4 separate regions of the Homo sapiens genome follow, and regions 1, 2 and 4 are each linked to region 3. Evidence: chromatin loops called from intact Hi-C (ENCODE). Cell type or tissue: gastrocnemius medialis. All regions are shown on one strand. Each heading gives the region's core, and the rest is flanking DNA. Links, peaks and the distances in the headings are about the cores only. Region 1 overlaps WWOX (WW domain containing oxidoreductase). Region 2 overlaps WWOX (WW domain containing oxidoreductase). Region 3 overlaps WWOX (WW domain containing oxidoreductase). Region 4 overlaps WWOX (WW domain containing oxidoreductase).

Region 1 (7,731 bases), core at 1,621-6,620, 54 kb after region 3:
CTAGGGGCTCAGACTAATAAAAGGACACTCAGCCTTTGGTCGGCAGAGCTGGAACTGTTCTCAGCAATGAGAAATCTAAAAAAAAAAAAAAAAACACCTCAGATGGTTCCTCCCCTGCTCCCGTAGGTGACCTACATGTGAGTGGGAAGGAAAACAGGTCCCAATCCCCGTTTGATGCACTCGGGAACACAGCCCGGGTTGCACCGCACACCACAGCCTGGAGTCCTCTTGATGAATCATACATAAGTCGGAGAAGAAAGCCAGGCCTGCCAGCCCAACTTTGCACTTCACAGCGAAGCATAAAAGCACGCAGGAGGTAGCACAAGTTGCTTTCTTGAGAAGCGGGCCTTGCAGCAATGTTTATGAAAAGGAGGAGACCTTTGTAGTGGCATCTCTGAAGCCAGAGGCCTGCCAGCGTACTCATCAGAAACCCGCACAGTGAAAGGTTGGAAACCAGCGTTGCCATGCGTTAGCTAGAGAACACGGGCAGGACCTAACCAAAGTTCTGAACTCGTGGTTCTGTTTTAAAGTCATACGGTACAAAATGCAGTATCACCTGCTCAGGCTTGAAGACAGGAAGGGTGGAGAGGGAGGGGTGAATGAAAAATTGCAATCCAAGAGCTCCTAGGTTCAAATCCCTGCCCTGTCCCGACCTAGTTGGGTAGCCCCATAGAAGATACTTATGCTCTGCAATCCTTAACTTCTTGTTTTTTTGTTTTGTTTTGTTTTGAGATGGAATCTTGCTCTGTCACCTAGCATGGAGCGCAGTGGCACGATCTCAGCTCACTGCAACCTCTGCCTCCCAGGCTCAAGCGATTCTCCTGCCTCAGCCTCCCGAGTAACTGGGATTACAGGCACACGCCACCACACCCGGCTAATTTTTTATTTGTAGTAGAGACAGGGTTTCACCATGTTGGCCAGATTGCTCTCAAACTCCTGACCTCAAGTGATCCACCCACCTCAGTGTCCCAAAGTGCTAGGATTACAGGCATGAGCCACCATGCCTGGCCACCTTAACTTCTTCATCTGTAAAATGGGGATAATAAATGTTGGATCCCTCTCCAACATGGCCCTACCTTTCTATTACACGTAGCAGGGGTGGAGAGGCGATCAGGCAAGAATTTGGCCAAGTAGGCCGGGCGCAGTGGCTCACAGCTGCAACCCCAGCACTGTGGGAGGCTGAGGCGGGTGGATCACCTGAGGTCAGGAGTTCGAGACCAGTCTGACCAACATGGAGAAATCCCAACTCTACTAAAAATACAAAATCAGCTGGGCGTGGTGGCGCACACCTGTAATCCCAGCTATTCGAGAGGCTGAGGCAGGAGAATCCCTTGAATATGGGAGGCAGAGGTTGCAGGGAGCTGAGATCGCACCATTGCACTCCAGCCTGGGAGACAGAACGAGACTCCACCAAAAAAAAAAAAAAAAAAAAATTGGCCAAGTAAGTGGGGGAAGAGAGTGTCTGTGGTATGAGGAGGACACTAAGGGGTTCTATCAACACCTTGCTCGTTTCTCCCACCCCTTTCTTGGCCTACACCCTCTTCAAAAAAATAACATCTGCGACGTTAAGTAGGAAAGCCCAAAAGAAAGGACTCAAATACGGAGGTAGCGGAATAACTCAATAATGACTCTGATACTTTGGGCATGCTGACCTACTCTGTGTCAAATACTATTCTACGTGTTTTAGTGAATTATATCATTTATTCCTCACTCCCCTCCAAAACAATCCCTGGAAGCAAATACTAGTAGTATTAACCCCATTGTACAGATATAAAAACAGCTCAGAAAGACAGGGGCATTCTGCAACTTGTCACTTAATATGAGAGAACTGGAATTCAACCCAGCTATTTCTGACTCTTGATCTCAAGTGTTTTTCTATCAAGCAGCTCCTTGCGAATTTGCTAGTTTGGTCTCCAGTTTCTGGATTTCATGGACCAAGAAGACTTTTATTTTTTTTAAGAAAAAATTGGGAGGTCTGAAATCAGGTTGTCAACTTTGTTTTATTTTTCCGAGTAAGCAGACTTAAAAAAAAATAAACCACCTCCAATCACTGTCATTTCATAGAAGACAGAATAATTTAAATCAAAAAGTGCATGTAAGACAGAAGTGCCAATAAAAAGAGAGCAAGCTTCTCCTACTTCTAATCACTTTGAAAAGAATATTTTGGCTGGGTATGGTGGTTCACACCTATAATCCCAACACTTTGGGAGACCCAGGTGAGCAGATTGCTTGAGCCCAGGAGTTAGAGACTAGCCTTGGCAACATGTTGAAACCCTGTCCCTACAAAAAATAGCCAGGCACGGTGGCACACACGTGTAGCCCTACTTGGAGGGCTGAGGCAAGAATATCTCTTGAGCCTGGGAGGAGGAAGCTGCAGTGAGCCAAAATCGTGCCACTGTGCTAGACCCTGGGTGACAGAGCCAGACCCTGTCTCAAAAAAAAAAAAAAAAGAATATTTTAACACTGAAAATATCTGTTGAACATAATCTCATAATAAAGGACAATCATATAAATTAAACTGATTTAGCTTTATATGAAATAAGTCATACATCTGTCCTAATTCTTCCGCAGTTTGCCATAGCTGGAATATCTTGATGATCGTCAGTTTGAGTTCTGTTTTGGGGAATGGATGCTGGACCTGTCCAGCTCTGTCTCAGCAACCATGAGCAGAAATATTCTGATGTGGTGAGGCCTTGACACAAGCCACGGAGAATCTTGGGTGAGGAAGGGGTGGATGAGATGTCACGACTGACCTGCATCCACTCCTAAATGTGATTTGTACAGTTGTCCCTCAGTATCCAAAGGGGACTGGTTCAAGGAACCCCCCCAAATACCAAAATCCACAAATGCTCAAGTCCCTAACATAAAATTGTATAGTATTTGCATATAATGTATGTGATGCTCCTGTACACTTTAAATCATCTCTAGATTACTTATAATACCTAATACAATATAAACACGATATAAATAGTGGTTATGTTGGATTGTTTAAGGAATAATGACAAAAAAAAGCAGTTGGTACATTTTCAGTACAGATACCACCCTCCGTTTGTTCGAATGCTTTTAATCTGTCATTAGTTAAATCTACATATGTAGAACCCAGAGAGAGGGGGGCTGACTGCATATGGCCTCTTTCGTTCATTCACCCAGTATTTGTTGGCTATTTTCTTGAGGTCTGGTCCCAACTATGTCTTAGGAATACAACTGTGTCAGGCACTGAAACGCCAACCCAGGTTTGGTGGTTTGCAAGGAAGACTCATAAGACTCAGCATACGGTCACACTCATGGCTGAGATTTATCACAGCAAAAGGATGCAAGGCAAAATGAGCACAGGGAAATGGTGAATGAGGCGAAGTCTGGAGAAAACCAGGTACAAGATTCCAAATGTCCTCTTCCAGTGGGGTCACACAGGATGCATTTAATTAGTCCCCCAGAAATGAGCTGTGAAAATATATATGAAGTATTGTCTACCAGAGAAATGTATTAGGGACTCAGTGTCCACAGTTTTTATTGGAAGTTGGCCACGTAGGCACCCTCTCTGTAGCATATAACAAAATTCCAGCCTCCACAAAGGAAAGCAGGTATTCCACATGAGCCCTATTTTTGGTACAAGCAGTCTAGACAGAGTGAGCCATCTTTATCTGATCTGGGAATGGTGACAGCCCTCCTAAATTCCAAGTTCCCAGATGCAGCCAAGAGCCAAGCTTGCGACAGTCTGCTGTACTAACTCTTTCCCACACAGCAACAGTGAGCAAAATAGGACCCCAGTGCCTGGCCTTGTGAAACTTACAGCCAGATGAGGAATACACAATCATCACGCCATCATCATTCATTCATTCATTCATTCATTCAACAATTATTTTTGAGGACTCTCTCTGGGCCAGTGACTGGTGACAGATTTTCAATGAAATAGACTAAAATCCCTGCCCTTGTGAAGCTTCGAGTCTACATGAGTGAGACATTGTAAGTGCTAAGGAGAAAAAAAGAAGGCAGGGAAGAGAAGTGGGGAGGACAAATACAGTTGCTGGAAAAGGGAAAATTAACTGAGTTTGGATAATTTTCTGTGATCTACGTTAATTTTCTATTTCTAAAAATCTACTTCTTAGATAATTTTCTAAAAACTAAAACTCAATTAATTTTCTATTTCTAAATTAGTTTTTTCTATTTCTAAAAATCCACTTTTTTGGAATGAGTTCAAAGAAATACTTATATGAAAGACCCCTGCACCCCAGAGAAAGTGATGATCCATTTGAAGCCTAAATGATGAGAAAGAGTTGATTAGCTAAAGCAGGATGGGAAGACTACTCTAGCCAGAGACAAGAGCCTGTGCAAAGGCCCTGTGGCAAGGAGCAGGGTAGGTAGCAGGTTTCTGGGGAAAGTGGTACAAAGTAAGCTGCAGAGGTTGGCAGGGGTCTTGCAGGCCCTGGAAAGGATTTTGTTATTTTATCCTAAGGGATATGGTGAGCCAGTGAAGGGATTAAGCAGGGAGTGGCAAGTAGGGTGGTGGCAAGATCAGATTTCTATTTTAGAGAAATGACTCCAGCTTCTGCCTGAAGAAGGGATTTCAAGAGAGTCAAGAGGGGAAGCAGAGATGCCAGTGAGAAATCTTACTGACAACACTGCTATATACGGCACTAACTCACAGATTTGGAATTCACCCTACATTGCTATCAAGTGTGCTCCTGGGAGACAAAGGAAGGCCTAACCTCACCAATGTCTTATGACCCCATCCCTTGCAGAGGAAAAAAAAATAAAATACCCAAGAGAAAAAGTCTTCCTGTTTTCAGAGTCTTTAAAATGGCATAAGAACCCCAAAGGGAAAACTCCAACATGGGAATGCGAGCAGTGGTGCCCTTTGAAAAGTTTTCATTTTATTTTAACTTTGCTAAATCTACTTACATTCACATTTTGAAATATGTAAGCACAATAAAACACTGCAGTTATGGTCTATTGGGTTAAAAATCCAGTTTTTGGAACGGGTTCAAGGGAATACTTATATAAAAGACCTGAGAATGGAAAGTAATTCTGCAGATAAAATAGAACGGAAACATCTCCTAAATATGCCTCTTGTAAGATAAATGCACAATGAGGAGGGGGCCTGGGACCATCACTAATGGGAGATTCACAACAGTGGCCTCTTAATCCCTCACGAAACCAGCTGGAAGGGAAGCGCCTGGCTAGTCGTCGGCATCAACATTCAGACTTTTCCAAAGGTCTCTCCTCTTCCTTTCATAATTCATTTGAAAGCAAGAAATTAACCCTGAATTTAAAACAGTGAAATTCCATTCTAGCACGTCACTCACAAAGCACGGAGTGACCATGGTGTTTATTTTGCAAAGTTCCAGACAAAGAGAGCTAAAAAAAAAAAATTGCTGGAATAAATCCATCAACAGGCATCTCAGTGCTTATTCTGTGTAATTATCCTTGCATGGGGAGGCATACAAAAAAAGGAAGAAAATATAGTTCTTATCCTTAAGGAGCTGGCAAGTCTGTTAGGTGGGTACTTTTCAGCTCCATGTATATATCAGGTCCCCTTGGGAGCTTGATAGAAATACTGATTCTCGGCACCCACAATCCCCCAACCCCAGACCTAGTAAATCAGAATGGCCACACGGGGCTTGGGAATGTATATTTAGAGCAAACAAAGGGGATTCTGCTGGAAGGCTGAGATTCTGAAACACTGAACTGAAAAGAAAGGGAAACTTCAGGAAACATTAGCACCACTCAATGTGACATGAGGGAGAGGCCTTACTCCTTAGTTGGCCAAACCGTCCACTCAAGGTAGCATCACTCAGACGGCAGCCATGACAATTCCAAGCATCCAGCTTTTGCTTTCCCACCTCCAACAAAGGAAGCAGATCCTCGGTGTGAAGGTTCATTCCACTGTAGGGCCACTATCTACTGCTCCTTGAAAATCCTTACAAAATCTGACACACCCTGTATCTTTCCTTGGGTTAAACACAGTTTACTGAACTCTTCACCCCTGGTCCTGAGGCTACTCTCCCAAGGACAAATGCCAGTTTGTCAACAGAGCTCTCAACAGGTGACACTCAAGGCAGAAAACAAGATTCCAGACAAGTTCTGGCCAACGCCAAATCCACGGGATTCTTGCCTCTCTTGATCCAGACATTTGATGTTGACTAACACTGTCTAAGTCGGCATCATCTTGTCAGAGCCCAACACCCTGAAATCACTGCATACTCTACTCTGCACCTTTTGTCTAGTCAACTTTTCCAAAATGAAATAGAGTTAACATAGGTGCCTCCATGTTGTTCCAGAGTCTTCCCAGGATTTGCATCAAAGTTATTTATTTCTTGTCCCTGTCAATGACTCTTCTCTCCCCAGTCCACATTCATTCTTTGTCTTCCTATTTATGTGTCCAGTTTTTCCTCTTTATTCTTTTTCTTCTCCTTTTCTCTGTGATTTTACAAAGATTTCCAACAGAACACCTGAACTCTCATTGGTGACTTCTTGTTGGCATCCTGGGCCATTATTCAAAGACTTACAGGATCACAGAATGTCAAGATTGGAAGAGGCCTTGGAGACCAGCCACAGAAAACCCCTTGTCATAAACTATGGTATAGAGAGGACACAGGTAAAACTGAATCGCCCAAGTTTGGGGTTAAGCCAAAATTAGGATTCAGGTCTTCTCCATACTGAGTAGTTTGTGATGGCCTCCCTTTGGGACTTTAAGACCAGACTAGTTGGCCAATCAGGTTTGGAGGGCTATCCCCTGGGGAGGTATGGTAGCAAACACACCTGGGGCACAGGGGGAAGAGTGGCCTGAAAGGGGCCTAAATTATGCAAAGTAAAATGTAAAGTGGGAGAACTCACCCACACTGCCTACTGCTCTAGTATGATTTTTATTTAAAACAAAAAAAAGAAGAATATGGCTGAGATTCCAGAAATTATAGTAGCATGCTGCCCTTTGTGTATGTATGAGGTGGGGGGAAGAGGGAAGAGGAGGCACAAAAAGCAAAAAAGAAGTGAAAACAAAACCAAAGATAAAAACACACCACACCATGATGTGTGTACATCACAAGAACACAGGAGCCAACAGCAGCAACTTTTGAAGACCAAATTGTTCCATCTGGAAAAATTTAAGCAACAAAATAAATAAAGTAGTATAGGATTATAACATAAAGCATAAAATAAATGTCCATGAGTGTACCGTGATATAAATAAATGATTAAATAAATAAATGGGGGAGAAGACACAAATATTCCATGCAGAATTCCAAGTAGTTTATGCAGATACTCTACCCTCGAAGAGTGAGAACATTAAATCCCCACTCCACAAGCATGAGCTGGGCACAGCAACACTCCTCCAAAGGCAGCAGTGTGGAAAGTAGAGGGAAAGACTAAGTGTGCAGTGGAGAAACCTAATGAACACTACCTTGACCAGGTGAATCAGAGTCACCATCAACAGTGAAGAGTCATGATGAAGGTGGAATGCTTGATACGATGTGATGAAAACAGACCTCTGGGGTCTTCCTCCCTGAAATTCATTAACTCCAGTAAACTCATGAGAAAAACATCATAAAAATCCCAACACAGGAGCATCCTACAGAATACCCAACCAGCACTCCTCAAAGCTGTCAAGGTCATCACAAAGACAATTCTGAGAAACTGTCACAGCCAAGAAGATGCTAAGGAGACCTGACAATTAAATAAAATGTGGTATCCTGCAAAAATTAGCTGAGCGTGGTGGCGCATGCCTGTGGTCCCACCT
Region 2 (7,731 bases), core at 1,840-6,839, 94 kb before region 3:
GGAAAAATGCAAAAAAAAAAAAAAAAAGATATAGAAAAGAAAGACCGGAAAGAAAGAAAGGTAAAAGGTTAATGGAGCCTGCATTTGGGAGGAGAATAAAGATGGAATCCTCTTTGGCTGGTGGACGGAAGGGAATGCATTAATAATTTTTGGTCCATCACTCTTGAATTCAATTACCAAGTAGTTTGGATGATTTTTCCTCCCTACTCTGGGAGAGTATTTAGAATCGTTGGAATGCTGTGGAATACCAATGTTGGTAGCGTTGCCCCAGCATAAGAGAGCTCTACCTTTCTCCTAGATTGTGGGAAAGAGAAATCCTAGAAGCTGTGGCAAAAACAGTGGCCAAAGAAAAGTAGGAAAACAGAGAGGATGGAGAGGGAGCAAGAAGGTTCTTGAAAAAGCTCGTGCAGCTGAAGGTAAAGACAGCGGTCACTAGAGGGAAGACAGAAGCCAGGAGCAGAGAAGTCCAGTGGGGTCAATCGGAAGGGATAGGTGGCCTGAAGAGGAAGGACAGGGTGAAGGTGATGGCAAGGCGAGAAGGCTGGAGGGGGAAATTAAAGCCAGTGAAGGTGGTGATTTACATTTGCTGCCAAATGTAACAGCTTCATCTATTTCTCCCCGCAGCCGCCACCTACCCTTCCAAAGACAGAGAGTTCACCAAAATCTGGTAGAGGTTAAAAGGGCAGGTTTTGGAACCAAATTGCTTGTGCTGGAATCCTCTGCCTCAGCTTACTTGGAGAATGAAGAGAATAATGTTATTTATTTTACAGGGTTGTTTTTACATGTAAAGACCTGTGAACATTGCATGGAGCAAATAAGTGTTCAATGCATGTTACCTGCTCATAACTGCTACCATCATCGTCATCATTACTTCTACTTAGAAGAAAATATTCATGTCTTTGACTGACTAATTTTATTTGAGATGGAGCCTCGCTCTGTTGCCCAGACTGGAGTGCAGGGGTGCCATCTCAGCTCACTGCATCCTCTACCTCCCAAGTTCAGGCGATTCTCTTGCTTCAGGTAGGATTAGAGGCATGAGCCACCAAGCCCGGCCCAATATTCATGTCTTTGTAAAACACTGAATAACTTTTGGATAAAGTGGGGGTGGGGGATAGATAAACATGTTTTAAATAGGAAGCACACAAAAGCAACAGGTATTAACCCATCGCCCATTAAAGGGTCATAATGTCTATACCTAGTAATGCCAGCTGATAAAAGAAAAGCAGTTCTTGAAATGAATGCAGCCTCCTTCCTGGTGAGGATGGTAGAGGGTGGGCTAGAGGTGGGAGGGGGTAGTAAGACTGACGGAATACCAGTGGTGGATAGCAAGGTGGGGTGCAGATTTCTGAGATCTCAAACACAGCTCCCCTTTCCTGTCCTTCCAACTTTTTAGAAATTGAGGTGCAGAATTTCCAAAATAGCTCTATTTATAGCTGAGTGCCCAGTTCCAGGCAGACATTAAAGAATTCCCACCCACATAGGCTTTGGAACAAGCCAGGGGTCACAACACACCCCATCAACACTTCAGTTGTGGTGAATGTGTCATCATTTCCCTGTCTTGATTTACCTGTCAGAAACAACAGCATTTGTTTGGCTCTAGAAAGCTACCTGGTAATTAGGAGGCTTCTGTTTTGAGGTTGCAGCTGCAAAACAATCTTCCAAATGTGGAGAGGTGGCAGAGGAGTCACGGCACTCCTTCGGCCACACCAGTCTGCAGGCTGGCCCCAAGGTGACAGTCCAAGTCATCCTGCACACTTCTGCTGCTGCTCTCTGAACCCATGCTCCCCAAGGCAGCCAGACAGATCTTTAAAAAACATCACTGCCCTGCTTAATGCCCTTCAGTGGCTTCCTTTCTTCTTTTACAGTGAAATCCTAGCTGGTATCCACCACGATCCCCTATCCCATCCTATGCTAGCCATACGGGCCCCTTTCTTGTTCTAGCTAACAAAGAGGCTGAGCTCCTTTCTGCCTCAGGGACCCTGCACTTCCGTTCACCTTGCCTAGACTGTTCTCCCCCATGCAGCGCTTGCACTGTTTTTGATTCTTAAGTTCAAACATCACCTCCTTAAAATGGTCTTCCCTGTCTTTCCTCCTCCCCCGAAGTTGCTTCCACAAGGACCAGTTTAATTTCTTTAACTCCCTCATCACAGTTTCTATTTATCTTGTATATTTACTTGCTTACTTGCCTATTGTCTTCTTCCCCCGCATCACGGAAGTCCTGTTAAGTCAGAGGCCTTTTTGTTTTTGACTTGTTTATCATTTTATTTCAGCACTCAGCTCTGCAAGACATCCAAAGGATGACATGAATTAATTAATTAACCAGTGAATGAATGAATTAATCAACCAGTGAATGAATAAACCAGTCAATTCATGAGTGAGTGAATGTACCCTTAAGCTTCTTGAGTCGGGGAAGACAAGAACTTTATGGATCTCCCTCTCCTGACCCCCAGCTTCCAGAGATGTTAAGAATGGTATGGGTGTTTTTTCTTGGAAGGAGAAGAGAAAACCAGGTGAGGGCTGGAGAGGAGGGGATGCAGGTGACCATAGCATTACCCCAAGTTGTGTAGGACCCCAGGGGCTCACAGGGACCTGAAGTACGAGAACCATGGCCACACCATTAATTTATTTCAACACTTGAGAAAAAGTATCCATATGGCTTCTACTGGGTACTGCCATTGACTATGTTCCAGAGATGTTGACACAGAAGACACAACACTAAACAAGAAAGGGCTTGGTCTGGTAGCTTTTCATTATTGATTTGTGGCTGCAATTCAGAGCTTCTGTTTTAATCTATAGCAGGAAGAGTAGAGGTGGCAGAAAGTGTTACATCCACCCAGTCCCAAAGGCCCTTCTCCTTCCCCTTTCCTTCCTTGGGGCCAGAGAGGGTACAGAATGAGAGCCTCAGTCTAGATCCCACCTCTGCCACCAACGTGCTGCCTAGGACAAGAATGTCTCTCACATCCTGGTTAGGAGAACAAGCTTCTGAACCAGATGGGCTGTGGTGATCCCAGTCGCATCACTGATCAGCAGTGTGAACTGGGGCCCTCTGCTACGATTCCCTGAGCTTCAATTTCCTACTTAAAATGAAGTGGGTAATATACTCTATTCATAGACTTGTGAGGGTTAAACAATCTGTACAAAGAGCTGAGCACAATGCCTTGGACAGAGTGAGCAACTAATAATGTCAGCAATCCTCTGCAGTGGCAGAAACACTCTTTTCTGAGCCTTAATACCCCACTTTAAAAAAGAAGAAAGGGGGGCCGGACACGGTGGCTCTTACCTGTAATGTCAAGCTGAGGTGGAAGGATTTCTTGAGCTCAAGAGTTCAAGACCAGTCTGGGCAACACAGCAAAACTGCCTCTCTACTAAAAATAAATAAAAGTTAGCCAGGTGTGGTGGCATGCACCTGTAGTCCCAGCTACTCAGGAGGCTGAGATGGGAGGATCCCTTGAGCCAGGGAGGCAGATGTTGTACTGAGCCAAGATCATGCCACTGCACTCCAGCCTGGGAAACAAAGACCCTGTCTCAAAAACAAACAACAAAAAAGACAAGTTGGAGTCACATTTATGTTTTCCAACACTGAGATATGTAGAAGAGAGAATTTTAGGCGATAGAGTGATCTCTATGAATCCCTTCCGGCTATAACATTCCACAAGTAGATTAAGCTCATTGGTTTTATTCAGACTGGTCATCCCCTGAAATAGATGGAGATCAGAAGCAGCATTTGGAGTGAATCAAACAGATTATTGCCAAGGGGTGAACAAGGGGCGACATCCTATCCCTATCCAGCACCACCTTATGGGAAAATGAACACTGCTGGGTCAATGTGGGTGTTTCTTCTAGGAGGAGACGCCGGGGCTTTACGAGCTGGCGAACACAGTTCCCTTTCCATGAAAAGGACAGAAATGGCTCAGGGTTGGGGACGGCGGTGTGCTCTTTGGTTTGAGTTTTTCAAGAGAAGTCTTCCTTCAGGCCAATCTGCAAACCTTCCCTTGAACTCAAACAGGAGGTGAGTAGATGGTAAGTGATGTTCCCATTTCACATACTGAGAAAACACAGCAGAGAAGCTGTAAGATAAAATGACTCTGAGACCACACCTTGAATTTCATACCTTGAATTTCTATTGCGTCGCTCTTCTGAGAAGCTTGGAACACTCACCCAAATTGTGAAATGACTTGGCCCCGTCCTCACAGTCATACTGAGACCAGGATTACAGCCTGAACATGTGACATCCCAGTCAACAACACATGCATCAATCATACTGAGGTCCGACATTATGTCAATACCGGCATATTTATTAGTTTGTGGTCTTGCTGTCACCTCGTTCCTTTACCAAGTGGTAAATCAGTTACGTGAAACCTGCCTTCCACCCAAGCGTGGACTGCTGGCGGCGTATCAGTGGTTACCAATCACCAGAGTATTGCCAAGAGCTCCACAAAGGAGACACAGGGGATGGGAGGTTATTCAAGAAATAGGCTGCCTGGTATGGCTAGGAAATCAGGCACACCCTGATTTAACTATAAAGCTAACTGTGTGACTTGGGGTGGGGATCATCACCAGTTTGAACTTCAGACTTCCCATCCTTGGGATAGGCAGCCATAGCTACAGTAAAGATAAAATGTAAATGTCTTTTTTTTTTTTTTTTTTTTCAGATGGAGTCTCACTCTGTCACCCAGGCTGGAGTGCAGTGATGCGATCTTGGCTCACTACAACTTCCACCTCCTGGGTTCAAGCGATTCTCCTACCTTAGCATTCTGAGCAGTTGGAACTACAGGTATGTGCCACCACACCCAGCTCATTTTTATATTTTTTGTACAGACAGGGTTTCACCATGCTGGCCGGGATGCTCTTGATCTCTTGACCTCATGATCTGCCTGCCCCGGCCTCCCAAAGTGCTGGGATTACAGGCGTGAGCCACCAGGCCCAGTCGAAATGTGAGTTTCTATGCAAAGTGCCTATCCTAGTATCTGGCACATAATAGGTACTTATAAAATGATTACCTTTTTAGGTAAAGGCTTGGAACTCTGTGCTGGGGAGTCTGCCCTGAGGTCTTTTTTGACTATTGCAAAAATTAGCTTTCTCAGCACCCTGTACATGTCTCTGTGTTAATGCTTATTATACCACGCTGGGACTGTCAGTGTAAACAGCTGACCACTCAGTAGGACCAGGGGCCTCTTAGCAGCAGGCACGGTGTCTTTCTACGTCTGTATTTGCAATGTCTACTCTGTGCTTTCCAATACGACAGCCACTAGACACATCAGCTACTTAAATTATTTAAATTACAAAAAATTAAACTAAAAGTCCAGCCCCTGGTCATACTAGTCACGTTTCAAGTGCTCAGTAGCTACATGGGGCCACTGTCCTGGACAACATCATCAGAAAGTCCTCCCTTTCTTTGTACAAATTCCTGTTGGATGGCATTGACACCTGAGAGGCACAGAGGAAATGTCACTGTCTTCTAAGTAGGAAGGAAGAGATGGGAAAAAAAATACAGCCTCTGAAATACAGCCATTGAAATACAGCCATTGAACAATGGCATGTTGGACCCTAGAAACCAAGAAACAATGATTCTGAAAAAATAATCACTGAAACTTTTCTGACCTAAACTTCATTCCCAATTTTCCTCATTTTCATCACATTTATCCTAAAATGTCATGCAAAATCTGAAAACACATATACTCTGTAAAAACGAGATGCCATGAGTGGTATGGTTTGGCTGTGTCCCCACCCAAATCTCATCTCGAATTGTAATACAAGCTGTAATCCCCACATGTTAGGGGAGAGACCTGGTAGGAGGTGACTGGATGATGGGGGTGGTTCCCCCATTCTATTCTTGACATAGCGAGTTCTTACGCGATCTGATGGTTTTATATGTGGTGGTTTCCTCCCTCCCTCTTTCTCTCTCCCTCCCTGCCCCTCTTGCCTGCCGCCATGTAAGGTGCACTAGCTTCCTTTCCACCATGATCGTAAGTTTTCTGAGGCTTCCCCGACCATGCAGAATTGTGAGTCAATTAAACCTCTTTTCTTTATAAATTTCCCAATCTCGGGCAGTTTTTTATAGCAGTGTGAGACCAGACTAATAAAGTGAGCTAAACATCCATCCTCACTCCAAATCTGTTCATTCCATAAAGGTAAGTATGGCACACACTGCTGCTGCTAAACAGGTCATCATGTCAAGGTTTCCTAAACACTTTTCCAGGTGCTATTTATGTATCGTCATATTTAATTCTCATAATAACCACTGGAATCCCCATTTTACAGATGAGAAAACTGACGAACAGTAGGTATGAGTTGACCCAGGTCACACAGTAAGCAAGTGTCACAGAGGCAGGACTCCAGGCAGAGGGGCTTCGCACGAGATGCCAAGGTCCTATCCCAGCCACTGTGCTTACTGCCCAGTAAGAGCCAAACCATCCCAACCACCGAGCCAAGCCAATGTAGCCTGTGCTGCTGTTGTTCACCCACAATCCTTAGACACAAAAGTTGTTTCTAGAGAAAGACTGGAAAACATCCTTCTGAGATGAATGCAGAATCATTTTTTTAGCCCAAGCCATGCATTCCCTTCTCTCCCTTTTACTTCCCAGTATCTTCTAAGTTTGGAAGTTGGAATAAGGTTTTCTGAACTAGCCATGGTGTTATACTCCTATAGGTTTAAGACCATCTTTGGAACACATAGCTGTGTCCTGCAGAGAAAAATAAATAAATGAGAAACCTAGTAAGTGTCAGTCATCACAGGGTCTTACGTTTAGAGTAGTGATGGCCACTGACTGACCTTGTCTTTGAAGGATTCAAGCTCTTACAGGGGCTCATGATATACTGTTTACCAACATCCAATAAGACAGGGTTAAAACGGAGGATCACATTCACTCATAGATTCAGTCGAAAGTAGTGGGCCAAAAGCCACTGCTCCATTGGCTAAAGGAAAAATAAAGTCACTAGCAATGATGCTAATGATTATTATAATAATACCCACCATTGAATGAACACCTGTCCCCTATGTGAACCATTGCTCGCACCATATTACTAAGGCTCCTGTCCCATCTATAAGAAAGACATTTTCATCCTCATTGGAGCAGGGTGAAGTTGTGGGGAGAGGTGGGGGAGTGAAACACCATGCCCTCCAAGGTTGTAGACGGGATGAGCAGTTTCAAAGCCCATACTCTCCCTTGATACCCCACCCCCCGGAGGGCGCTACAGTGACTTCTCTGTTTCAACAAGAGATGAGAAATGAGTCTGGGTATCTCAGTTCTTGGAGTAGACAAGCCACAAAAGAACATCACTTTGGGGTAAAAGTCAGGCCCTGTTTTACTCATCGAAAAGTTGCCCAAAAACTACATGTTCGTGGGGGTGGGGAGGGGATGACACACTGTGATTCTCAAAGGCATTGCTGTGAACAGTCAAAACACTCATAAATTTCAAACCCACAAGATATTTTTGTTTTGTGATATTATTGGCCGGGCTGAATACAGTCCTGATAATCTTTCAGTTCAATGAACAGGCAGAAGAGAGGAGAGGAGCCAGGCAGGCAAAAGGAATTGAGGTATTTCAGGAACCAGACACTTCTAAAAATACAGCCACATTTGATGGAGTGAGTTGGTGACTCTGTCACTCTTCTTCTCCTGAGCCTGAGATGGCTCCCCACCCTCAGGAGTGAGGGCTGTGATGTCTCTCGCCATCTGCCCAACTTACCTACCTTTCTAGTTCTACCTGCAGCCCCTCTTCGAGCATACA
Region 3 (7,731 bases), core at 985-5,984:
TACTAAATAATAAGCCCTAAAGGTTCCAAAATCTGGTTAATAGTCAGACCTGGAGAATATGAAATACAGTGTTAATTTAGAATAACATAATGCCTAAAAATGAAGCAAGTTAGATCTAATTGAGCTATGAACTGCTTGCCTAGTACTGTGTAATAGAGGCTGTGCTAACCAAGGGTTCCTGAGCTATAGATAACCATTACTCTTAGAAAATATGTTTATTGGGGTCTCTCTCTCTTCATTACCCAACCTCATAAAGTATATGTCTGCGTATTCCGATAAAACATAGAATGGCAAGGCAGAGTCACAATTAGGACGCCCTGAGAAGCTGCATCATAAAATGGTGTCTGTCTCCAAATGATTGTTCACTTAACCGTGATAAATATTTATCAGCATGCAATAGAACAAATCCTTCAACAATCTCAGGCCACACTGAAAATGAAGGACTTTCGCATTTTCGATTCTCTTCTTTCGATAGGTACAATGCTTTAATCTAAAATGTAATTTGATGAGATTTTGATTTTAAATTAGAATTACGACATGGAGATGTTAAGAACATATTGGGTTCATATTTCCAATATCTACTTAAAGCAACTTGGATTTACTGTTATATCATGAACAGAGACAAGAGAACTGTGTTGAACAGTGTAAATATGAAACACTGCTAATTTGGGTGGTTATTCAATGTATAACCTTTTATGTCATCAGTACTCTCATTGGAAAAAAAAATGTGTTTTAAATGATAAAATAAAGATGAAAATAAACTCCTTAATGATCCCTACTCTCTTGTTGGCCATGATGTGCCAACTGGGGAAACATAAGGAAAACTGAGATATAGATCGTGATGTTCCACTTAACTTGCAAGGCACAAGCCTTAGCTGCTTGGATATGGAAACTGTTTATTACTATGTGGCTTCATGCACAGTCAACAGAAAAATGCCTTTTGAAAAGAAGAACACTGCCTTCCTGGGTGAGTTTCGAAAACGAAGCCTGTCTCCTGGCCAGAGAAAACAGTTTCTGCAAGTCAACTCTGTCTCTGTTAGATAGCTACAGAAGGCATATGGAGTGCAGGGTGGAGTTGCTTATAAACATAAATGCCTACTGGGCCTTTCCTAAAACAACTGGATTCCCGGAAAAATGTCCTTATCATTGGTTCTCAAACTGGAGGACTTCCGAAAAAACAAATTAAAACAGGAGTTCCTCCAAAAACACAAATAGCTGGGCCCACTCCCCTTTAGTGTTTCTTATTCAGGATTTCTGGGGTGAAAACAGAAAATATGCATTTCTAACAGATTTCTTTTTTTTTTTTGACAGGGAGTCTCGCTCTGTCCCCCAGGCTGGAGTACAGTGGCACCATCTCTGCTAACTGCAAACTCCACCTCCCGGGTTGACACCATTCTCCTGCCTCGGCCTCCCGACTAGCTGGGACTACAGGCGCCCGCCACCACGCCTGGCTAATTTTTTGTATTTTTAGTAGAGGCGGGGTTTCACCGACTTAGCCAGGATGGTCTGGATCTCCTGACCTCGTGATCCGCCCGCCTCGGCCTCCCAAAGTCCTGGGATTACAGGCCTGAGCCACCGCGCCTGGCCTTCTAACAGATTTCTGAGTGATGCTGGTGTTGCTGGCCTGGGAGCCACACTTTGAGAACCAGATTCCTATAGCCAAAGAAGGATCCAGAAGGAAAAAACTTCCAGTGAACATCTGGTCCTGACTGTATGAATGTCTTTCCCCAATCTATAGATCCCAAATCTACTTGCACTTTCTTTTCCTTTTATCTCATTCTCTTTATTTCTTCCTTTCCTGCCCTTTTGTTTTATTTCCATTTCAAATTCCCTATTTCTATTTCTCTTCCCATTCCCCGTGGGTCCATGTCTCTCCTCCCTCCCTACCCACCTCTCTTTTTTCTTTTTCTTTTTTGTTTTTTTTCCTCTCTCTCTCTTTCCCTTTCTTGGCCCTGCTCTCAGATCTTTCCCTCAACAATAATCAGCCTCCCACCAGGCTCTCAACAGTGACCGAGATTACAGATACACCACACATGGGAGAAACACACAAGCCAAGATCTTACTCCTTGGCAAGCCAAATGAGGGGCAACTGTCGGAATAATTTCAAAGAGGGAGGACAGGAGTTCTGTGCTAAGCATTCAATAGCAGAAGCTTCTCTGCCTTTGCATTTAGCACCACACAAGCAAAACATATATGGCCATGTGAAATATACACAGAACAGTTATGTACGTACTGCTGGCAGATTGACTAGATTCTCAACATTAATTTTCATTTTGGGGGCTATTTTTGCATTTTAGGATACATAGTCCCCAGGTCTAGTTTTAAAATGCACTTAACTCCCATGCTAGGTGAAGATTTATAACAAAAGTGACTATTAGGAGAACATTCCCAGGTGAAGATCTACCATAGACAGACTTAGCTCTTTATGGCCTTATTGTGTCAGACTCTGAATATTAGACACATACAAAAAAAAATCACAGAATGAAAGTTATTAGGCTGCAGAATAGCTTCCCAAGGGACGTCCCCAGGCCTCATCACTTGAGTCATTAGAAACAAGACCAAACCAAACACTTGACTCTACCATTAGGGAATACTCCTGCCCTGGCTGAGGGTGGACAAGATGACCTCACAGATCTCTCCCAGTCCTCCCAGGGTCATAAAAACAGAATGGAAACTCTGACTAGACATCACGCTGCAGAGAGAAGTGGAGATACCAGTAGACTGAAAAGCAAGATCTCAGAGGGTGGACGATGTTACAGTGAACAGCACAGAGAAAAAATAATCCTGAGGATTGTGGCCAAAGGACACCCCAGAATAAAAATCACATTGAGAACACTCCCCAAAGAGGCCCACGATGCAATTTTGCAGACAGAGCTGTAAAACAACATGTGTTCACTAGTTTCTGATACATACTATGAGTGTTCCTATGCTCTGACTATAAAAGGAGTGATGAATTACAAGTGTATTTCCTGGCTCCCTCTTTTCTGAAGCTATAACTGCTTCACTGAAACATATGGGAACAAAGAGAAGCTCAACTAGGTGACAACTATGGTGCTTCCATAGTTCAGTATGATGCGTCCCACTAAAAAGTAGAGTTTAAAGCAGCTGAAACCAAGATTAACCTGGAAGAAGATAACAGGTCCCCCAACCCCATCCATGAGGGCAGAGTCCTTTCTCAGCCATTAGCAGGGACGGTGGAGTGTTCTGTGAGGTCCCACATGGCTTCTCCACCCCAGGGATGTTGCAGCTGTGAGGCACAGCCTGAGCCAGCGGGCATGCTTGCATCACATCCAGGTCCCGTAATAAATCTGAGGGAACTGCAAATGGGTGGGGTGGAGAGGAATTCTGGACTTGATCTGACTCAACACGCCACAGCTGTCATTCCAACTCACTTGGCCCTAAACTGCAAAACCAGTCATCCCTACCCACTGGCACTCCCTGCTAAGGAAAACCCTCATGGTTCATAGGTCCTTCTACTTAGGTGGGTTTTGTATTACCTGCCACCGCTCCCCTTCCCCACTCTGAGTACACCTGGACAGACCGCAGGTCCAATCATACATGAGCCAAGGGCAAATCTGTCCAGAAGTTTGCTCTGCAATCTACCAATGGGAAAGATGACTCATGCCAGTGGATTTCTGCGCTAGGGAATTGGGAAACCAACTCTAAGCCTGTTGCAGCAGGGACAGCTGATAAAAAGATGCCATGAGGTTGAGTTGAACTGCACGGCCATGAGCTAAAAAGGAAGCATGTGCGAGCCAAAACTGTGAGGGAGAAGAATGAATAAATCCAGCAGCAGCAGAATCAGCTAGTCAGAAAAAGAGAACGCCACAGTTGTGCAGGAGGGGATCGCAAGAGACAGTTACCCAAAACTGCCTCCTTTCCTCAGCTTGCCAACATTATCTCTTACAGTAAACCTTTTTCTTAGAAGAGGTGGCACAAGTAAAACTCTGTTCCTTGTGACCAAAGACGCCGAATTAAACACTCAGAAAATCTGAATTACATACATCTTGATGAGTGAGCTCTTCATGCCCTAAATCACGACTGTTGGATATTTAACTTGAAAATGCCCACAAGTCCCTGAAGACCACAACTTATCAATGGTATTGAAAACAAGAGGTGAGGCGTGGCAGCTCGTGCCTGTAATCCCAGCACTTTGGGAAGCCGAGGCAGGAGGATCACGTGAACCCAGGAGTTCAAGACCAGCCTAGGCAACAAAGCGAGACTTTGTCTCTATTTTTCATGTAATTTTTTTTTTATTATTTTTATTATTTTTTTTTGAGATAGAGTCTCCCTCTGTCAGCCAGGCTGGAGTGCAGTGGCACAACCTCGGCTCACTGCAACCTCCACCTCCCCGGTTCAAGTGATACTAGTGCCTCAGCCTCCAGAGTAGCTGGGATTACAGGCACACACCACCACGCCTAAATTTTTTTTTAATGTTTTTAGTAGAGATGGGGTTTCGCCTTGTTGCCCAGGCTGGTCTCCAACTCCTGAGCTCAGGCAATCCACCCGCCCTCCTGAGCTCAGGCAATCCACCCACCTCAGCCTCCCAAAGTGCTAAGATTACAAGTGTGAGCCACCGCGCCCACCTCCTTGTCTCTATTTTTTAAAAATAAAAATGAATTTAAAAAAAATTTTAAAGACCAAGTAACACTCAGTGTTTTCCTTACCTGCTCTTTTGGAAACTGGAAATCGATTTTAGGAATATTTCTGGGATAGAACAAAACAAGTCATCTGGAGTCAGAACCCAGGTTCTAAATGACGATCCTTCCTACCCCACCAAAGGTATCCATCACAGCAGCCTACAGATTCATTTATTGAAATCTCACATCTTAGAAGTGTTATCCTCACAGAATCATTCATTTACGCGGGGAAATCACTCACTTGGAGCTTATGATGTTTAGTCACGAAAGTATGTTTTTGCAAAACACCTACAATGCATTATCTAAAGCTGCTAAGCACCACTGTTCTATTTGCAGCAGGCATTAAGGCATTATCCTTTGTCCCATGCTGTGGACAAATGAATGGTGCAAGAAGTACTGGCTCCAAATTACCGTGAAGGGGAGAAATACCTTTCTTTAAAATTTTATTTTCATTTTTAATTTTTTAATAGGGTTGGGATCTTGCTATATTTCCCAGGCCAATCTCAAACTTCTCAAGCAATCCTTCTGCCTCAGTCTCACAGACTGCTGGGATTACAGGGGTGAACCACCACATGTGGCCTTCTTGTATCTTCAGAGACAGGGTCTCGCTCTATCACCCAGGCTGGAGTGCCATGGCATGATCGTAAGTCGTTGCAGCCTCCAACTCCTGGGCTCGTGGTATCCTCCTGCCTCAGCCTTCTGTGTAGCTGGGATTACAGGTACACGCCACCACCAGACCCGGCTAAAGGAAAAATAATTCATTGAAGACTGGTGCCAACTACCCACATGCAGAAACATTCATCCTCACTGGTACAAAAAAACTGAGCTGAAAGGTGTGAGCCATCTTTCAGTGGCTCTACTTAAACTATTAAACTACCAAGTATTTTAAACTATTAAGTTTACTAGTTTAAATAGAAGATTGTTATTTCATGACAGAAGAGTGGCATAGTGGGTTAGGCCCAATTTTCAAATATCAAGCGATTGTAGCAGATCCTGATTTGTAGGTGTAAAAAATAATTAGTAAAAATAAAATAACAGTAACACCAAAGGCCATTTGCTGAGTGTCTACAATGTCACCAGCTGCAGACTTTACATACATGCATTTTCTCAGTCGTCACAGTCATTTGGAGCATGGAGAACAACTCTTTACAAATGAAAAGACTTTTAAAAATCACTGCTCCAACTGTGGTCTGAGAGCTGTAAGCATCAGTGACATCTGGGCGCTTGCTAGAAAAGCAGACTCCTGGGCCCCAACCCAGAACTAGAGAATGAGGGGCTCTGCGGGGTGGGGCCCGAGACTTGTGTTTTTCTAACCAGCTCTCCAGCGGAGTCTCACACCAAAGTTGAAGAAAAGAAGCCCTGACTTAGAGAGTAACTTTCCAAGGCCAAATAGATAGTACGCCACAGAGTCACTGCGCACGCCTTTGTGCTGAGTATTGGAAACTGTCCCATTCACTTCAGGTAATTAACGAAGAGCTGGGCTGGGGATAATCAGGTTAACACCTGTAATTCAGGATTCCCCTGAGATCAGGAGCAGGAACTCTCAAACCTCGGTCTGTCCCTAGAGATTCTAATGGGCAGAGCCCTGTATTGCCCCTTTGCTTCTTCCCTTTTTCCTTTTTTTTTTTTTGTATATGGAGGAAATCTTGGGTGGCACGAGCCCTGTTTTTTGAAGTCATAATTAAAAGGGCTCTGATTCAAGTGTCTAGGATGTTTCCTTTATTGTTTTATAGATGAATGTGGAAAAAAAATTGACCTTTGTTTTGGTTTTTTGAGACAGAGTCTCGCTCTGTCACCCAGACTGATGTATAGTGGCAAGATCATAGCTCACTGCAGCCTCTACCTCTGGGCTCAAGCCATCCTCCCACCTCAGCCTCCCAAGTAGCTGGGACCATAGGCACATGCCACCACGTCCAGCTTATTTATTTATTTATTTATGAGACAGTCTTGCTCTGTTGCCCAGGCTGTGGCATGATCTCGGCTCAATGCAATCTCCGCCTCTCGGGTTCAAGTGATTCTCCTGCCTCAGCCTCCAAAGTAGCTGGGACTACAGGCATGCGCCACCACGCTCAACTATCTTTTGCATTTTTATTACAGATGGGGTTTCACCATGTTAGCCAGGGTGGTCTCGAACTCTCGACCTCAGGCAATGCGCCCACCTCGGCCTCCCAAAGTGCTGGGATTACAGGCGTGAGCCACTAAGTATGGCCTAAATTTTTTTAGTTTTTTGTAGACAGAGGGTCTCACTATGTTACCCAGGCTGGTCTCAAACTCCTAGGCTCAAACTTTCCTCCCACTTCATCCTCCCAAAGTGCTAGGATTACAGGCATGAGCCACCATGCCTGGCCAATAAAACTAAGCTTTAACCATCACAGCAGGTACTGTGCCCAACACTGGGCTAAGTGCTCCATACCCAAACTGTGCAATGGGACACTCTACTGTCACGGAAACGTTCTTTCTGTATGTGCTACCCACAGTGGGAGCCACTAGATGTGTCCGGATGTTTAGCACTTGTAATGTGTGAGTGAGAGATTGAATCTTTAATTTTATTTAAAATTTAATTTAGCTTGAAATGGCCCCACGTGTCCACTGGCTACCTTCAAGTATTGGATAGCCCAGCTCTACATGGCTTTTTGTTTGTTTGTTTTCTTTCCTTTGAGACAGAGTCCCTGTAGCTCAGGCCGCAGTGAAGTGGCATGATCATGCCTCTACCTCCCGGGGCTCAAGCGATCCTCCCACCTCAGCCTCCCGAGTAGCTAGGACTACAGGCACGTGACACCATGCCCAGCTAATTTTTGTAGAGATAGGTCTTTTTACGTCGTTCAGGCTGGTCTTGAACTCCTGGGCTCACGCAATCCTCCCACCTCAGCCTTCTGAGTAGCCAGGACTGCAGATGCATGCCACCACACCTGGCTAATTTTTGTATTTTCTGCAGAGACGGGTCTCGTTATGCTGCTCAGGCTGGTCTCGAACTCCTGGGCTCAAGCTATCCACCAGCCTCAGCCTCCCTCAGTGCTGGGATTACAGGCGTGAGCCGCCACGCCCAGCCTAGATACCTTTTCTTATTTAAACTTCACTCTAAGCCTGTGAG
Region 4 (7,731 bases), core at 1,114-6,113, 130 kb before region 3:
GGCACTTCCCTGAAGACAGGCCCTGTGGTCTTGCTTTCACCAAGGTTGTCATTATATTTCAAGGAAGGGCCACACTAATCCTAAGTTCATCCACTAATCCCAATAAAAACCACCTAAATTTTCTTAGTGGGCAATGGCCAACTCTACTCATGGAAATGGGGCTTACAAGAAGTTCTCAGATCATCAGTAAGAAAGATTTTTATTTAAGGATGGGAAAATGAATTAGGAATACTGAGATGTCTCCAAACAATACTCCCAGATCTTCGTTGACTCCACGATTATTTCTGGCGTATTCAGGGCACCACTTCCACTGTTGGAGGGCATGCAACGTCTTCAGTAGCCAAAACTTTGGGTCACACATGGAAAGGACATTCTGGTACTGCAAATTTGGCTCTTTGGCATCAAAACTTAGCAGTGTCCATGACTGTTCTTGCTTTCTTACAACACCCAGATGTCAGTGGCTGGGGGCTTCTCCTATGTCTCCAGCAAGCAGGGACAGGGTCATTGTGCATCCTGAGAGCCTACTAGAGTGCCAGGCCCATGACAGGTGCTCACGGTTATCAAAGGAATGATAACGATGACAGTACAGAGGTAAATAGTAAGAACAATGCCAGAGTTATTTTATTTTCCTCCATATCACCACATTACCATCCCCATTTTACAGATGTTGATATCAAACTAAGAGTATAAATTAATGAATAGATGAGTGAATACATAAATAAGTAAATAATGAGTCCATCTAGGAAGGAGGAGACTCAGAATCGAGTTCAAGTCTCACTCAAAGAAGACTGAGTGCAAGTCTCACTGGCGCAAACACGTAAGCTCTTAACCATCAGAGATATTGCCAAGCTTTGTTTACGGATGAAAATGCTGTGAGCTTGTGGCCTTCCACTGTGCTGGTGATGCAGGGCAGGCGAACCCCAGAATTGCGGCTTAGGCCAACAGGGTTCTTGGCTTTGCCCAGGAAAGAATTCAAGGGCAAGGTGGTGGTGTTAGCAACTTTTATTGAAGGGACAGTGTACAACAGGAGCAGAGGTGCTGCTCCTTGCAAAACAGGGCTACCCCACATGCAGAGTACCCACAGTGGCAATTCCGAGGCAGTTCTGCCATCACATTTACACCCATTTTTAATTATATGCAAATTAAGTGGTGGATTATGCAGAAATTTCTAGAAAAAGGGTGGTAACTTCCAGGTTGTTGGGTCATTGTCATGGAAAGGGGCAGTAACTTCTAGGTGTTGCCATGGAAATTGTAAACTGACATGACACACTGGCGGACACAGCTCATGGAAAGGTGCACCCACCCTATCCCTGTTTTAGCTAGTCCTCAATTTGGTCCGGTGTGTAAGCCCTGTCTATGGAGTTGAGTCTTGCCTCCAGAATCAAGTCCCACCTGCTGCCTCACTGGGGGTCACTGAAGACAACTGGCCTGCTGAGCCGGGGCTCATTTCACCTGGGAACCTGATGGGGCTGAGAAGATCCAAAAGAAGTGAACTGAACAGCAGTGGCCAACTGACTGAGAAAGAGTGCAGAAGAGTGAACGCTTTTCTGTGGAATGAACACCTGAGTACTATGGGCCTGCTCATGTGCTAAGTGCTTCGCCGTTATCGTTTCCATTTAATTTTCTCAACAAGCCTCCATTCTAGAGCTAAGCACAATGAGGATTAGAGAGATTAAGTGGCTTACCCTGGAACATTCAACTCAGAAATCAGGGTGCAAGTCTAGGTTTCCTGACTCTGCTCTTAAGCCGTACACTTAACCTCCACTTTACATTCCCTCTCTCAGTGCTAACGAATTTCTGCCAATATTCTCACTTACGCTTAAAAGCAACCTTTGGAATTACGTATACTGGCTCCAATTCAGAAAAGACGAAACTAAGGCCCCGAATAGTTAATGACTTGACTGGCAAGCTAGTTACATGGTAGAGGCAGCACTCAAAACTGCCCAGGCTATAGTCCTGTGGCATCTTAGTTCACTGCAGCCTCGACCTACGAGGCTCAAGTGATCCTCCTGCCTCAGTCTCCTGAGTAGCTAGGACTACAGGCATGTACCACCATGCCCAGCCGATTTTTAAACTTTTTGGAGAGATTGGGTCTCGCTGTGTTGGCCAGACTGATCTCAAACTCCTGGCTTCAAGTGATCCTCTTGCCGTGGCCTCCCGAAGTGCTGGGATTACAGGCATGAGCCTCTGCACCCAGCCTCAAAACTGGGCCTGCCTTGTCCTAGGGCTTTCTACTGCACTTCAAGGCCTGAGTCAATGAAGGTGGTAGAACAGCTCAACCAACCCTAATCAACAGAGAAGGGCTGTGTGTGCTGGAGAGGGTGATGGTGTGGCAGGGCTGGGGCAGGAGCTGGAACTTGTCCACACTGGAAAGTAGATGGGCTCTGATGTGCAGCCCAGGTCTCCCTTCCAGGGTAACCTGTAGCCTTCAGCCATTAGCCTTTCCAGGGAGTACCTGAACACAGAGACTACCTTCTGCAAGGGCACATCCTTCCTGGGGCAGCCCACCCAATCACGAGTCAAGGCAGGTTTATAAAAGCCTGGCCACATTAGCCCAATAGGGATTAGCTCTGATGGGCCCTTTTAGCTTCATAAGGTTGACTGAGACCCTTGCTGGACTCCATCTCAGTCAGCTTCTCCCTCTGCCCACTCCATCTTCGTTTTCTTCCCTTCCATAGGTGTTAATTCCAAGGCACGTGTTCTTCACAACAAACTTGCACTCAGAGTCTCCTTCCTGGAAAGCCCAATGAGATGGTTTCTCATTTCTAAAGAAAATGACCTATGACAATAAGAAGGCTTGACCTCATCAGAAAACTTTTCACTGGGGTGACTGGACTGCCTTGGAACTCTTTCCATCCAAGACAGAGGGTGAGGAGGCGCAATCTCAGGGGAAGAGAAAGGGCTGGGACCCGAAGAGGTCCTGGGAATTTTAGGAGGAAGCCAAGCGAAGACAGGGCCCGTTTGCCACCACACAAAGACTCATCCCCAATACCCAGGAGTACAGGACTTAACAGGGGCTAAACTTGAACTACTTGTTGACATAATTAGTGCTGGCTCCAAGCGAGAGGTTTTGTAGCCAACTTGGCATGGGTTCGTGAATTTTGATTGGCAAATTTGAAGCAAAGTTCAGCCAAGCTGTACATCTATTTTGCAGTGTGCCTTATGCACATCCAGAGAAGCCAACTCTTCCGATAGATCTTTCAGTTTTATGATTGTTGGTAGCTGAAGATATTAGCTCTTTAAGGAGGCAAATGCTTCTGGCAGGCTGGCCTGCACTAGGAATAGGAGAAATGCCTTCTGGTTTCTTCTAAAATTAATGTAATAAGATGCATTAATCAGAATTCTATCAAGTCTACACACTTGGCCCAGGCTTAAGAAGCAATACTTTGAAACTGCAGTTGGCTAAGCTTCCCTATTCTTTGTGAATCAGAGTCAGGGTTGAAGAAGGAAAAAAAAAAAAAAAAAAAAAAAAAAAGAATAGCACTAATGTTTAAGAAAAACTGGCAACAGGAAAATGTTTAAGCAACTTTTCATTCCTTAGCTCCACCAGGGATTACAGAGGGTTAGGGGAAGGTTTGACCTTTGTATTTCCACAAACGTACTTCAGACTGTGGGATCAAAAACAGTTGGTCAGAACCCAAGCCAAGTCAGGACTGGTTTGGGCAATAGCTCAGGCCCAAGGTATTTACTTGTTTGTTTCTGTCTAATAATAACTTACTCTGGGACTTGCAATGGAATCTTGGCTATTTCTTGCCTTCAGATGTTTGTAACCAGGTGATGAAAAATTTTGGAAACTGAAATAGATTACACAGATGAGTACTTGGCATTGCATAACTTTTGACTTAAAGATGATCTTCTCAAGAAACCAAAAAAAACTGAGCCACAAAATCAGAGCCAACCCCAGTTTCTTCACAGCAATTGCTCATTTTTAGATGATACTCTACATTTTAAAGTGACATAAAAGTGTCCTGAACATTGTACTACAATTTGGTTGTGCTTTTAATGTGACACAGCTACATCTGTATTTACTATTACAACTCAGTACCCAAAAGATGAAAATTTTTAAAGACAAACGGCCAGGCTTTTGTGGAAGAAACATTTCCCCTCATTGTATCAAAAAAAAAAAAAAAAAAAAAAAAAAAAAAGAGTGGCTCCTTCTTGTCTGGTAGATTTCAGTAATTGGCAGGATTTTGAGTAAGCTCTTTTAAAAGCCCTCCATTTCTATTTTCACATTAAACACACTTGCAATATCTATTAAAAGCACAAATACTGAAGAACACACCAAGACTATCAATGAGGTTACATCTGGAGTCCTCGATATATCAGGAAAAAATGAAGTGAACATTCACAGAGTTTTACTTCTTTGGGAACTCAAATGCTAGAAAAGAAAAGGGTGCCCTCTTTCTCTGGCTTCCTGGTCCTATCCAGCGTCCCAAATTTTACATCAATTCTTTATCAGAGGGTTTATCAGAGGGGGTCCAGTTAGGGATTTAGTTTAAACAACAGATACTGGATTCTGCCTTCATTTTGGGGAGTATTTATTCACATTAAGGCAGAGGGGATTCCATGCTAGAAAAGCAGAATAGAAGCAGGAATGTTTCTGCCATGTTCTGGCTATGACCACTTGGCCTTACAGTTCTAGGGTGATTGAGCAATATCCCAGGAAGGACACACAAGGTCACCCAGGAGACTTGGGAACATCGAGAGAGAGCAGGGCCAGTGAATGGGTTGGGGAGAGAACCTCTGAGCCCTGTATATATCTTGGAAGTCACTCTCAAGTTTATATTTGGGCAGACAGAGCCAGATGTCAGCATGGACTCATAGGCAGCCAAGCAGCAAGAGGAGGGTCACTGAAACACTGGCAGAGAGGTCTGCGTACAACTGTCCTTGGCCTCAGACAGATGCATTGCAGTTCTAAAGCTCTTTTGCTCCTTTTCAGATTTCCTTAAAAGAACAGGAAGGGAAGGAAGGATTAAAACCCAGGGGAAGCAAAAGGAGCCATGGCTCAGACGAAGTTTCCTTCCAGAGAGACTCCCTCTGCCCCCATAAATGTGTGTTTTGGAGGACAGCTTACGCATTGGGCAAGGAGGTCATCATGGTCTGAGATTTCAAATTCTTGGTCAGGGTCCTGGCAAGAGGCAGATGGTACACTCAAAACGGGTAACGTAAGAAGTGTTTAGTAAAGGCACTGTTTGTAAAGGTCGGTGCAGGGTTTAAGGAAACAGCAAGGTTTCATGCAATGTACTCCAGTTAGTAACAGCAGGAACAGCTCCTGCCCTTGTCAGCTAAAATGTATGAAACCTTCTTTTTTTTTTTTTTTCTCGAGACAGAGTTTCATTCTCTCAGCCAGGCTGGAGTGCAGTGGCACAATCTTGGCTCACTGCAACCTCCATCTCCGAGGCTTAAGGAAATCTCCTGTCTCAACCTCCCAAGTAGCTGGGATTACAGGTGTGTGCCACCATGCCTGGTTAATTTTTGTATTTTTAGTAGAGATGGGTTTTCACTATGTTGGCCAGGCTGGTTTCAAACTCCTGACCTCAGACAATCTGCCCACCTCGGCCTCCCGAAGTGTTGGGATTACAGGCGTGAGCCACTGTGCCCGGCCTGGACGAAACCTTCTACAGAGGAAGGTGGTGAAGTGACACCCTGCAGGGAGCAAGCCTGAAAATTAAATTGCTAAATCCAACCAGAAGAAGAAAGGGCAAGAGAGCCAACTATGGTCAGCTTCCAGGCCAGGTGGAAGAATGTGGGGAGCACAAAGGTAGCTGGTGCACAGACCGCACGCGAGAGAGCCCAAGGGTGGTTTTGCAAGGGCAGATGACAGGACTAGTGGGGACAACGCCCACAGTTCCCCAACTTCAACCAGAAGGCCTTGGCTGTAATGTCTTATACACTGCCATGTCACATTAGTTGTTACATGAAGGCAGAACTTTTTCCCCCAAAATACCTGATTGGAAAACCTTGACCCTGGATGTCACGCTGGTTTCTCCCAGGTCTAAGGTGCATGATTCCATAGAAAAGAACCAATGTAATCCACAAAGGATACATCTTGAAATTGGATAGGTTGGAAAAGTACACAGGTGCCTTTATCCACGCCATCACTGCAACCTCTTTTGTTTTGTACATATATGAAAAGCCAACATTCTAAAGTAGAGGTTCACTTAATTTTTTTTTTTTCAAGAGAGGCTTCTTGGTAGTTTCATCACACAGTGGTTTTATTAGGGGATGTAAGGATTACAGAAACATCGTATTTTTTAACATATAGTATTTTTTGAATATGATTTGAATTAATATAGAAAAGTGCATTTTTTCCAGTTTTTTAGGGAAAAGGAGATACTTCACCAGGAGGATAAAAAGGAACAAGAGGGGAAGGGGAAATAAAAATTCCAGAAAGATGAAAAATTGTTGATGTAAGATGGAGGCACATTTTTGCCAAAATTCTCTAGAAGACAGAATTATTATGGCTTCCCAGTAACTGACTCCGCTTGCCGGCAGCGGGAGGATCTGGCCGGGTTCTGTCTTCTCCTGCAATGACACACTGTCCTGCACTGAAAACTTGAGCCACAGCCCATGTGCCTGGGCAGTATTGGTAAGTGCAGATATTCAGCAAGGAAAGAAAAGAAAACTCCTAAAAGAAACAGCAGTTGCCTTAAACCAGCGGAGATATAATAGAACCTATAGAATTGGGGGTGGGGAGACAAGCTTCAGGAAGGTTAACACTGGGGCCTCTACATTTTCTAATATAGATTAATGGCTTGCTCAGGCAAGCAGCTACATGCTTGCTAAATGTGCTGACCGCCTGAAATTAGCAAAGGTGGTGACGAAGGAAGGGAGAAAAAAAATAAAATGAGCTGAATCTGTATGTGCCCCACTCATCCTGGTCTGACATATGACAAACAAAATTAACGGCGACAAAGAGAAAGCAGTAAGTATCAGGTAGTAGAAAACAAACATCGAATGAATGTGATTGATCTCAAAGGAGGCCTTTTGTTGCTGTTGATAAGACCTTGGAGACACAATGGATACGTGATGAACACACACACAGGAGCTCACACATGCACACACACACGCACACACATTCCTGCCCACATATACATACATCAAAGCCAGACCACCACAGAATCAGATAGGCATCATTATATATCTCTCTAACCAGGACAAAATATGTGTCCCCAGAAATTAGAATAGATGATCTTGGACTCTAGCAAAACTCAGCTCAAGTATCCTCCATTCTGGTAACCACCTGACAAAAATGTTATTAATCTAGCACTTGAAAGGTATCAAGAAAAGCAGGCTTCTTGGACTTAAATTTCTGAGTGTTTTTTTTAAGGCTGTATATTTATAGCTTAGGAGGGAAAAAAAGGAAATTAAGGGGAAAAAAAATTAAATGAAAAATACTTATGACCTAAAACATCTCTGTGAGGTAGGTAACGCTATGATAGCAAAACAACAAAAATCAGAAGCAATATTAAAGGTACATTTGAGATGCTGAATTTTTTTTTCCTAAAAAACAATCAACCACTTATAGAACAACGTGTATACAAGTTGGAAAAAAAAAAAAAGAAAACATCTCACAAGTATCTCAGTATTTTCCTATAACTAGACGGAAATAAGAAATTACATGGGTTTACCTATTAAGGTAGATTCCCTAATTGTGTTTCCCCAAAGATTCATAACAAAATTCTTATATTTGATTTTATTTTTCCATTTTAAGACAAATTCACCAGTGAG

The links. Peaks named below come from ENCODE experiments on the same cell type or tissue, not always from the same donor. Only the 100,000 strongest peaks of a DNase experiment are listed, where the experiment ranks them.
Region 1: it touches region 3 in a loop (7-fold over the local background); 4 of 110 quality-filtered maps call a loop at or near these places.
Region 2: a loop joins it to region 3, with 5 times the contacts of the local background. A loop is called at or near these places in 2 of 110 quality-filtered maps.
Region 4: a loop joins it to region 3, with 5 times the contacts of the local background. A loop is called at or near these places in 3 of 110 quality-filtered maps.

The regions. Positions count from the first base shown.
Region 1 is chr16:78,626,260-78,633,990 of GRCh38, reverse strand. The region is part of intron 8 of WWOX (WW domain containing oxidoreductase); the gene reads right to left. Among named protein-coding and RNA genes, the nearest start is that of WWOX-AS2, 130 kb to the right of the region's middle. In gastrocnemius medialis, for the core only: no CTCF peak of the experiment used is centred there; DNase peaks (open chromatin) are centred at 2,324 and 3,730; H3K27ac peaks cover 545 bases.
Region 2 is chr16:78,774,963-78,782,693 of GRCh38, reverse strand. All of the region lies in intron 8 of WWOX (WW domain containing oxidoreductase), which reads right to left. Among named protein-coding and RNA genes, the nearest start is that of WWOX-AS2, 280 kb to the right of the region's middle. In gastrocnemius medialis, for the core only: no CTCF peak of the experiment used is centred there; a DNase peak (open chromatin) is centred at 4,193; H3K27ac peaks cover 306 bases.
Region 3 is chr16:78,680,086-78,687,816 of GRCh38, reverse strand. All of the region lies in intron 8 of WWOX (WW domain containing oxidoreductase), which reads right to left. Among named protein-coding and RNA genes, the nearest start is that of WWOX-AS2, 180 kb to the right of the region's middle. In gastrocnemius medialis, for the core only: no CTCF peak of the experiment used is centred there; DNase peaks (open chromatin) are centred at 2,596, 3,286 and 3,646; H3K27ac peaks cover 1,982 bases.
Region 4 is chr16:78,812,917-78,820,647 of GRCh38, reverse strand. The region is part of intron 8 of WWOX (WW domain containing oxidoreductase); the gene reads right to left. Among named protein-coding and RNA genes, the nearest start is that of WWOX-AS2, 320 kb to the right of the region's middle. In gastrocnemius medialis, for the core only: no CTCF peak of the experiment used is centred there; DNase peaks (open chromatin) are centred at 3,007, 3,637, 3,891 and 4,702; H3K27ac peaks cover 2,742 bases.